2 separate regions of the Homo sapiens genome follow, and region 1 is linked to region 2. Evidence: chromatin loops called from intact Hi-C (ENCODE). Cell type or tissue: natural killer cell. All regions are shown on one strand. Each heading gives the region's core, and the rest is flanking DNA. Links, peaks and the distances in the headings are about the cores only. Region 1 overlaps SLCO3A1 (solute carrier organic anion transporter family member 3A1). Region 2 overlaps SLCO3A1 (solute carrier organic anion transporter family member 3A1).

Region 1 (5,377 bases), core at 268-5,267, 50 kb before region 2:
CAAAATGTCTTCACATTGTCTTAGTCCAAAGTTATCACTAAGTTTCCACTGCAAAACAAAATCTATTCTTGTGTGAGTCTGAATTCCTAACCATTAGCTTCCTATGACACTAGCTGTCCAATATAATCATTATCAAGGGAAAGGGAAATGATACTGATGCATGGTACCCCACATTATCCCATGGGCTCCTCACAAGGAATCAATGAGGTCAGCATTATTTGTATTTTACATGCAAGGACACTAAGCCTTAAGGTTAAATAACTTGTCCGAAGTCTCACGTCAGATAGCACTGGCAGTGGGATTTGAACCCAGGTCTCTGTGCCTTCCTCTGCTTATGCTGCTCTCCCGTAAATCACCACCCACATCCAACAGCATCACCTCTGGCTCCACAACACATACTTCACAGAGCCAGCAGAGCCGCTCCACTTCGTAAATTAGTGGTTGGGATTCAAAACCACCCACTCTGTAGAGTGTTGTGCATAATGTAATTAAACACAGAATATCATTCATTGTAGTCTACAACCTAACAATGAAGGCCAGGAGATGCTCATGTAAAGGATTTTTCCTACGTGGGAATGAGGGCAGGGTCCCAGACAGGAGTCTCCTTCTGAGAGCTGTGAGTACCTGTGCTGCGATGCCAGGCACAACTCTCCTAGGCTCCGACAGCAGCAGCATCCAGGCAAGGCCCATGTCTGCAGGGGCCCTACAGAGGACAGAGTTCCCCATCAGTGGTGATGAGCAGGCTGTGCAGAGCAAGGGAAGGGAACTCAGGTGTACTGATGCCCAAGCTAGAGGGCTTTCATGCATTATCTCATTTAATCCTCAAAAATCTCTCCAAGTGGGAAGTAATGGTTTTACAGATGATTGTACAGAAGCTCCAATAAGTGATTTATCTGAGATCTCCACTTGAGTGGTAACAGCACTGGATTCTGAAGGCAGTTCACTCTTCTCTTAACTTAACCCTGCACTTCATCAATCACCTGATTTTATAACTGATTTTCTAAAACATGCTCCTCCTTAAGGACAACACAACGTAGCTGCTGAGGGCATGGACTCTGGCCAGGCTGCTTAGTTCATTTAAAAAAAGCAGATTCTGCTAAGGGGTAGACTGCTTGCTCAATTCAAATTCCAGCTCAACATTTTACCAACTGTGACTTTGGGCTAGTAATTTAAACATCTCTATATATCCATAAAAATTAAAAGTAAAACATTTTTACAAAAAAAAAGACAAAATTTTAAAAAGTAAATATAATCTCTGGGCCTCAGTTTCCACATGTATAAAATGAGAGTAACAACAGTACCTACTTTGAAGAGTTGTTATGAGGATTCATGGGTTATTATTTGCAAAGGCCTTAAAACAAAGCCTGGCACACATAAAGACTATGTATTAGTTATGTATTGCTACATAATAGATTATCTTAAAACACGGAGGCTTAATACAATAAACATTTATCATGTCACGCAAATTTTATAGGTCAGGAATTTAAGTGGTTCTAGCTGTGGTCTCTGATGAAGTTGCAACCAAGACATCAGCCAGGGCCACAGTCATCCGGAGGCTTGCCTGGGGCTGGAAGACCTGCTTCCAAGGGGGCTTCTTTTCATGGCTGGAAAGTTGGGGCTGGTTGTTGGCAGGAAGGCTCAGCTCTCCATGCGGTCCTTTCCACAGCCTGCTTAGGTGTCCTCACAACATGGTGACCAGCTTCCCTCCAGAGCAAGCGATCCAAGAGAGCAGGGTAGAAACAGCAACATCTTTTACGATCTAGCCTTGGAGTTACAAATCATTAATTCCATATTATCTTATTGGTTATACAGGTCAGCCTTATTCATTATGGGAGAGGACCAAACAGGGGTATGCACACCAGGAAATGAGGATTACTGGGAGCTAGTCTTGCAGGCTGGCTACCATGGACCAAGTCTATTAAATTAAAAACAAAAATGGATCTTCACTATGCCTGCATTCTAAGTGTCTGGAATATCATGATAAAATCAATAAATATTTATCTGAAGAATGGATGTGTGGATGAAAAGAGGAAATGCCCATGTCATCCCAACCAAGTTCCATTTGGCTCTCCTTTGTTTTACTATCTACTTTCTGAGCCATTTCCAAGGAAGGAAGTATTTGCTCTCAATTTCTACTCTAAGTCATTATCTCTATAAATTAGTTCTCAAATTTCATCTTCATTTAAGGTGTCTGGAGTGGTAACTTCAAACCAAAAGTGCTCTGTAACTTTCTCTTTCATCTAAATATATCAGCATGAAATACTTCCTCTGAATTCGGAAGGCTCAAAACAAAGACAACTGAAATTTTATGTGTTGGTTGAAATGTTTGTACTAATGCAATTCGTACAAAGACTAGTATGCATCCAGAGACAATTGTGGGCAAGCTCCTTCTTGCACAAAGGCAGAATTTCTGCTTCCTCTTCTCCCAATCAGTGCTGTACTTAGGAGATAAGACTGGCTGAAACCAAGTGGAGGCTGCTTACTGAAGCCAGTGAGTCTAGACACACGCCAGAAAGGTTGTACCTAATGACTTAAGAAATGACCATCTTTATAAGGGGCCCTGGATTCCCTTCAAGGTTCCTTAGACTCTTGTTTCTCAAAATCATCATACTTGGCAGCTTTTTTCACAACAGATCCATGCCAGAGAGTTCAGATATGGGGAAATGCCACTGCAATAGCCCTAGGATGACCTTTCCAATAATGTTGACAGTTCAACCCAGGATTATAATTGTGCCATTGCCTTAACTCACCAGAGTTGGGACCCTTGGCTCCTGGAGAGCACTAATGGTATGTATCTTCCAAGATGCTAAAGCTGTCACTGAGAACATTAGACAGGAGTTAAACAGGTATGACTGACAGTCCTGAGAAGCTGTGTCCCTTCTGGTAGCAAGGGAGCATAAATGACCACATCTTGACTGTTACTGGGCAAAGAGAGGCCTAGCGACAGCACAATGATCCATGTACACAATACTGCATGCCAGATGGTTGACATCTTACTACGGGGAGATGCTAACATGGTTTAGAAGGATCACTGGCTTCCCGTTTTAACCCTCAACAGATCCTTGAGCATATCAACGATGCAGTAGTAAGGAAACACACAAATCATGTAGTCAGGGTCAAGAAAGGAGTCACTGGCGGTCATAACCTTCACGAGGTCAGAGCTGATAATAACTCTAGAACGCTGCTTCCCAGTATGAATGTGCAGTGAAAGCCGGTAAATATTGGGTGGAAGTGCTCATCGTTAGCAGCGTAGTGCATTTGCTAAGTCTTGATTGAATGATGAAGTGGTCAATGAGTTCAGAACACTCCTCCCCATTTTACAGTGGCTTCCTTGATGCTCATTTTGTTTTAAATGCTTATAGACAAAACACTCACCTTGACATTTGCCTTTTAGAAGGGCAACAGCATGATAAATCCAAAATGGAAGCTAACCTTGAAGTATGGATTAGAACTTAAACTGTGAACTCCTGTGGCACAGGGTAGAGCTCCAGAGAGAAAAGTCCCTTAAGGGATTATTGGAAGCCATGCACGATGGACTTATGAAAGTCTATCAATTATCACTCTGGTGCCATCCCAGCAATTCTTTTCTATCTATTTCTTTTTGTCATATTTGGACTCACCATTCTCAGATTTACTATCTTTGACTTTGGATTACCCCCAATTCAACTTATCTAGCTCTACACAAGCATAATGAATAAAATCCCACTTCATTATATGTGCATGTAATTAATTCTTGTTCCTCATCCAGAGCTGGGCTGCGCGGGACAGCAGCCACTAGTCATATGCGGCTAGTCTAAATTGAGATGTGCGTTTAGTTTTGTAAAGCATAAAGACTTACATGCAAAAACAGAATGTGAAATCTCTCATTAGTGATTTTTCTTATTGGTTACACATGTTGAAATGATATTTGGGAAATCTTGACTAAATTAAAAATATTAAAATTAATTTCATCTGTTCTCTTTTAACTTTTGAAACATGGCTACTAGAAAATTTTAGATCACTCAAATGTCTTGCGTATGTCTACTGGATGGCACTGAGCCAGATGTTCTAAATCAGAAATTGTACACTGGCAGCTGAGGCCCACACAGGACTAACAGACACAGTTTGTATGATCTGCACAATGTTAGCCTAAAAGGTGATTTTAATTTCAAACAACTGTTAACACATATAAAATTGGGCAATTTTTTTTTTTGAGACATGGTTTCGTTCTGTTGCCCACACTAGAGTGCAGTAGTGCCATCATGGCTCACTGCAGATCTCCTGGGTTCAAGTGATCCCCCACCTCAGCCTCCTGAGTAGCTAGGACCATAGGTGCACACCACCCTGCCTAATTTTTTGATTTTTTTGTAGACACAGAATCTTACTATGCTACCCAGGCTGGTCTCGAACTTCTGGGCTCAAACAATCCTCCCACCTCAGCCTCCCAAAGTATTGGGATTACAGGCGTGAGCCATTGCACTTGGCCAAAATCAGGCAATTAAAAACAAACATACCCTGCATTCTTTTTAAAAATAAAGAAATCTGGTAACACTGGGCCCACACACCTACATGGCAAGGATGGCCTGGTGCTTAGTAGGAAGTGCCCGCTTTGCTGCTGCACCAGCTCCCCAGCTCTTCACTGTCCCCACGGGCTCTACTGCTCCTCAACACTGAGGCCAAGGTCAGCTGCCATTTTGCACCCTATTCCCAGCCAGCAACACACATGCAAATTCCTCTCCTCGCTTCTGGAGGCATTTGAGTTTAAGAGCTGTATTCTAGAATGGGGGATGGCAGGGGGCATTCTAGGCAACAGCAAATGCGTCAGGAAGGGTCTGATCATGGTATGTCCAAATTAGAGAAAATATCTGGAAAGGCAGGAGGGTTTCAAGCAGATGTGCTCAACATAGGGATTTTTTTTTTTTTCTTGAGGCTGAACATCTAAGTGGAAACGTCCCAGGGGCATTTGGTAATACACAACTGAGTATATACTGGAAGAAGTTGGAGGTTAAGAACAGTGCCCTAGGAACACCCAGAGGCAAGAGGGTTAAGAACAGTGCCTTAAGGACACCCAGAGGCAAGAGGAAGAGAGATGAAATGAAACCAGTTCAGGAGTCTGAGAAGGATGGTCAGAGTCAAGAGGGAGGTGTGCTGAGAGAGTGAAATGTAGGAAACCAGGCTTCCCAGAGAAGCAGCCAACAGCAGGCACTAAGTAACACCAGTTCTTTGCTAGAACCCACAGTGGCCCTGGTGCTCCTCTTGTCATAAGAGCATTGCTTTAATTCTGGCAAAGTTGCATGAGAAAGAAGAACAAAAATCTATTAAAAGCAATTTCACAAAACTCTAGCTCTGACATTTCTTCAAAATAAATGCTGCCTTTCCGTGCCCTACATTGTAAATA
Region 2 (5,377 bases), core at 307-5,306:
CTGCAAGTGGATTCCCATTACACTCAGAAAAGCACTCTGAAACTTTCCTGCAGCCAGCCAGGCCCTGTGGGGCCAGCTGTGGCCACCTCTCCAACTCTCCATCTCCCTCTGCCCCTGGGGTGTTATTTTGGCATAGTAACTTTCTCTCCCTTTCCGCCACAGGACCTTTGCATATGCTGTCCTTGCTGCCTTCGGTGTTTCCCCTTCACAGCACTCATTACAACTTGCCGCTATTGTGTCTGTTTACGTATTCACTTATTCATTCACTTTTGGCTGTCTTCCCTATTAGAATGTAAACGAGGCCAGGGTCCTTATCTCCTTTGTTCATCACATTCCCAGTACAGAATCCAGTGCCAGCCACGTAATTTTTTTTTTTTTTTTGAGATGGAGTCTCACTCTGTCTCCCAGGTTGAAGTGCAATGGTATAATCTAGGTTCACTGCAACCTCAGCCTCCCAGGTTCAAGTGATTCTCCTGCCTCAGCCTCCCAAGTAGCTGAGATTACAGGCACACGCCACCATGCCCAGCTAATTTTTGTATTTTTAGTAGAGACAGGGTTTCACCATGTTGGTCAGGGTGTCTCGAACTCCTGACCTCGTGATCGCCTGCCTCGGCCTCCCAAAGTGCTGGGATTACAGGCATGAGCCACCATGCCCAACCAAAAATATTTAATAAATATCTGTTGGGTGAATAAAGGGAATATACAGTTCATAGCTCAGAACAAAAACTGTTCAAAGACAATTCAATTAGGGCCTGAGTCCTCATTCTAAGTTAAAGAGAATATTGGAGAAAAGTTGAAATTTGGGCGTGGCAGAGGAATCTTAACATGTACTACAGAAAGCTTAAGGGAAGTGCAAGGTTTCTGTTGCACCCAAAAAAAGAGGGGGAGAGAAAGAGAGAGAGAGGGAGCCTGCTCGTGCCTTTCCCCCTCTGGATGGCCATCATCAGTTCTGCAGGGAAGAAAAGCCCCCTCGATTTCTCCACATTCCTTCGTGAAAGACTCAGATGTTCAGAACTCAAAGCAGGCTCCTCTTTGAAAAGCATCTCGGGGGAGAGTGGGAAGGATTACTCTGACTCCTCCATATCAGAGATGCAAACCCTCCAGGACTTGCATTGTCATAATATCCGTGGCTGTCTGCTTGTCCATGGCTGAGCGGGGTGACAGAGTTCCAAAGGGAGCTGGCAGGACTTGTGACGGATCACTTGCTAAGTAAGCACAGAAGCCAAAGCCACTCTGAGCCCCACGCTGCAGCTGCTTACTATTCTGTGAAGCTGGTACTGAGAAGAGGGTTCACCCAATGCTTTGTCTCACTTTGGTGGATAGGTCTGGGAGCATCCTTCCAATACTGCTTTTCTCCCCTTGGCCATGTCTGTCTTGCCTCGAAGCCCAGAAATCAGGTACTGAATCTGTAAGGGGCTCACATTCCAAAGGGGGAGCCCTGGAGACCTAAGGCAGCTTACATCTTAGGAGGGACCTTGCACAGGGATATGGTAATCATACAAATAATGGTGAACACTTACGTGAGGGCTTCCTATGTGCCAGTGGCTGTTTTCAGTCCTTTGTAATAGATCAACATACATCAGCAACCCTAGGGAGGCAGTTTATAGATGAAGGAAACTGAGGTACAGTGAGGTTGTGCAATGTGCCCAAGGTCATCCTGCTAGTAATTATATCAGACAAGATGTGCAGGTAGCAAATGGCACGCTCAAAAGTTTCCAATGAAGAGCAGCTAATGGAGGTCTATTGACAGAAGTGAAGGCAGAGCCAAGGGACCCACCGAGGGATGCTAAGGCACCCAAGACAAGCAACATGGGAGGCAGTCACCAGAGGGTAGCCCTGAAGAGGCACAAAGAGGGAACCAGGTCATTGGAATCCAGCAAGAGCTGGCCTCTGGGGAGAGGAAGCCAGCGATGCCCAAATCATGACCTAGCACAGATGGAGGGAATACATTCCCAGGCCATTCTGTGTCCTCTGGGGCTCTGGCTTCTTCCTGGAGCCTCCTAGTCACCTCTATTTTATCAACAATGAGACATGAAAATTATGCACTGGGTATGAAAAACAGTATGGCGGTTCCTCGAAAAATTAAACATGGAATTACCATATAATCCAGCATTTCCATTTCTGGGTGTAAGCAAGAGAATTAAAAGCAGGAACTCAAAAGACATTTTGCACACCTATGGTTCATAGCAGCATTAATTCACAGCAGCCATAGGTGCAAGCAATCCTAGTGTCCATAGCAGATGAATGGATAAACAAAATATGGTTTACACCTACAATGAAATATGATTCTGCCTTAAAAAGGAAGGAAATTCTGACACAGGCTACAACTTGGATGAACCTTGAGGACATGATACTAAGTGAAGTAAACCAGTCACAAAAGGACAGATACTGTAGGGTTCCACTTCCAGGAGGTAACTAGGATAGCAAGACTCACAGAGACAGAAGGAAGCACACTGGTGGTTGCCAAGGGCTGAGGGGAGGGGGAATGGGGAGTTGTTTAATGAGTGCAGTTTCGGTTTTGCAACACGAAACATTCTGGAGATTGCACAACACTGGGAGTGTCCTTAACACTACTAGGCTGCACACTTACAAATGGGTAAGATGCTACGTTTTATGCTATGTGTCTTTTACCATCAATTTCTATAAAATGGAAATGAGACTAGACCTGAGGTTTTCAGTGTGCTCTGTGGAGACCTGAATTAATTACAAGGACAGAAGGTCAAGGGAGATGCTTTTAGGAGAGAAAGGGAGGCAGAACGAGGTCAAACGGCTGGGCCCTGGGCCCCACGCCCACTCGGGCAGAGCAGTTCTGCTCTGTCTGATCAATAGGGGAACTCCCCTTAAGATTTCCAGCAAAGGGCTGGGTGTGGTGGCTCATGCCTGTAATTCCAGCTCCTTGGGAGGAGTGATCAGTGACCTGATCACTTTAGGTCAGGAATTTGAGACCAGGCTGGCCAACATGGAGAAACCCCATCTCTTTTCAAAAATTAGCCGGGCGTGGTGGTGCACGCCTGTAATTCCAGCTTCTTGGGAATTACCTTCACCCAGGAGGTGGAGGTTGCAGTGAGCTGAGATTGGGCCACTGCAATCCAGCCTGGTCGACAGAGCAAGACTCGGTCTCGAAACAAACAAACAAACAAACAAACATACATTTCCAGCAGAGTTCTGTTGCAAAACAAAGTTTGAAAACCAGTGAGCCTGGGCATCGTCAATCTAAGAGGGATGGCCACTGACACACAACTCCAGGCCACATCCAACTACGGTCTCTACATGGTGCCCCCTGCAGTTGTGCCATAGTAGCACTGCTAAATGGCATGTTTTACCTGCACAGCTATAGGAATATACATAAAACAAAATCTCAACGATGGACAGGTGTGTGTTCTCATATCACCACTGTGTAACAATATCTAATCAAGTCCTGGAGGCTCTGAAATGCCTGCTATAGATCAGACATTGTGGGGTTCAGCAGTTGCTACATTTTTGGATTTCACAGAAGAGTCAAATATAAAATATTGAGGGGTAAATGACAGAGGTGCCACCTTTTTATTTCTACAAGTAAAATTTTAATAAGAAAAGCTGCCGTGATCCAAAATTATGATTTCCTAAAATTAGGTACATTTAAACAGCAAAACAGTAGGTGGTGGCATTGTCTAGAATAAAGAACAAGACTCTAAATTGAATAAATTAAGCTTATGACAAACTCTCCACCTTGTACTGTTCTCTCATTTTTGTCGTGGATGGGTAAGACCTAGCTCAAAGGCAGGCAGTCCTCAGCCAGTACGCTGGTGCAAGCCCCCATTTGTAGCCTGAGAGCTGCCCTCCTAAGACCAGCCCCCAGCCCTCACTCTCAGAACTGCAGATGCCCATAAGCCAGTGGCATTTATGCAGCTCCTACAGTATGCAAAGCACTGCATTGGGCAGAGGAGAGAGGGAAGCCTGAGCGCTCTCAGATGAAGTTGCACACAGACAAGCTCCATGAAGGTTAATGAATAGAAGATATTTTAAACATAAAAATTAAAAAGGAGGAAAAATAATTTTTTTAAAGACAAAGAGAAACAAACATCCCGAGTAAGAAAAAGTACAAAACCCATGGGAGATTAGAAGCTTCAAAACCTCCAAGACGAAGGAAGAGAAAAGATTACTTACTGAGTGAAATAAACCTCTGGTTCATCTAATTGCCAAGAAAGTGAGGCTCAGAAAAGCTAGGTAACTTGGCCAAGGTCACTCAATCAAGGCTCAGAGTTGAAGTTTGTCCTTCCCTAAGGCCAAAGGAACCAGGCCACCACCTCAACGAGTGACAGCGCCACTCCCGTGACACAGATCTGCTGGGTGGCAGACCCCACAGCCTCCCAGGGAATCTCAGGTCTTTGGGCTCAGTCCTAGCTGGTCACTCATGCACTGATTCAGTGTCTCTCTCCCACCCCCCAGCCGAGCCCCGCCCTGCCCCAACACACCTAAACCAGCTCACATTCCCTTCTCAGGAGAACACTACAACCTTCCGGCCAGGCCAGTGAAACAAGCCTACTTTCCACCTGCCCTGGAGCAGTGCTGCCCACAACCAGGCAAGGGAGCCTACAGAATTAATTTCCCATTGTAGCTGCCTAACAACCTCTAATTGCACGGCCAGAGGCTTGCACGTTAATGTCAGAGAAAATGGTCATAAATTTTAAAGGGTGATTTCCTTTCCACCCACTCCCTCTACCTTCACTTCAATAAATCACCCTCCTAAAACGGCAGGGTGGCAAAGCCCAAGGGCAAAGGTCAAGGGGGCCCCTCTTGACCTGATCCCTCATTAACATTTAGCAGCTCCCAAGTGGAATGTTCTCAAGGGTTTCCAGAAATGCTGGGGTGGTTAGGAGGGGGCAGACACCTTGCTCAGAGAGGCAGCAATCAGGAAGCAGAATATTCGCTCATTCACCACTCACTCACTCACATCTCCCCATAGAAAGGGGGATTTACACAGGGCATTCATTCTCTGGGTTGTGGAGGATGCCCCTGAACCCTGATCAATACTCACAGGCACACTGGTACAAACACAGCCAGGAGGAAACAGTCGACTCACATGAGCATGTGAGTGTGTGTCAGGGGTTTTTTGAGTGACAGAGGGTGCCAGATGAGTGGTGCTCTTGGATCACCCTGTCACAAATTTCCTGAACCACAAAAAGGGCCATCAGTTTAAGCACTGATTTGAAATTCACTATGCCAACTGATTCATTTCTGTAAGCACAGAAAGGCCCCTTGGCACTGTGATATGCACCTGGGTCTGGAGTCAGTGGCCCCTGGGGACTGGCTACAACCTCTTTAAGCCAATGTCCCTGAGTCTGGATCCCCTCTTCCATAAAAGCTGCTTGGGGGAGTCTCACGGGCTGTGAAGTGC

The links. Hi-C counts contacts between places; a loop is a spot of excess contacts. Peaks named below come from ENCODE experiments on the same cell type or tissue, not always from the same donor. Only the 100,000 strongest peaks of a DNase experiment are listed, where the experiment ranks them.
Region 1: a loop joins it to region 2, with 5 times the contacts of the local background. A loop is called at or near these places in 3 of 110 quality-filtered maps.

What each region holds. Positions count from the first base shown.
Region 1 is chr15:91,990,176-91,995,552 of GRCh38, reverse strand. The region is part of intron 2 of SLCO3A1 (solute carrier organic anion transporter family member 3A1); the gene reads right to left. Among named protein-coding and RNA genes, the nearest start is that of SLCO3A1, 140 kb to the right of the region's middle. In natural killer cell, for the core only: no CTCF peak of the experiment used is centred there; no DNase peak of the experiment used is centred there.
Region 2 is chr15:91,940,346-91,945,722 of GRCh38, reverse strand. All of the region lies in intron 2 of SLCO3A1 (solute carrier organic anion transporter family member 3A1), which reads right to left. Among named protein-coding and RNA genes, the nearest start is that of SLCO3A1, 89 kb to the right of the region's middle. In natural killer cell, for the core only: no CTCF peak of the experiment used is centred there; DNase peaks (open chromatin) are centred at 2,502 and 3,642; H3K27ac peaks cover 1,268 bases.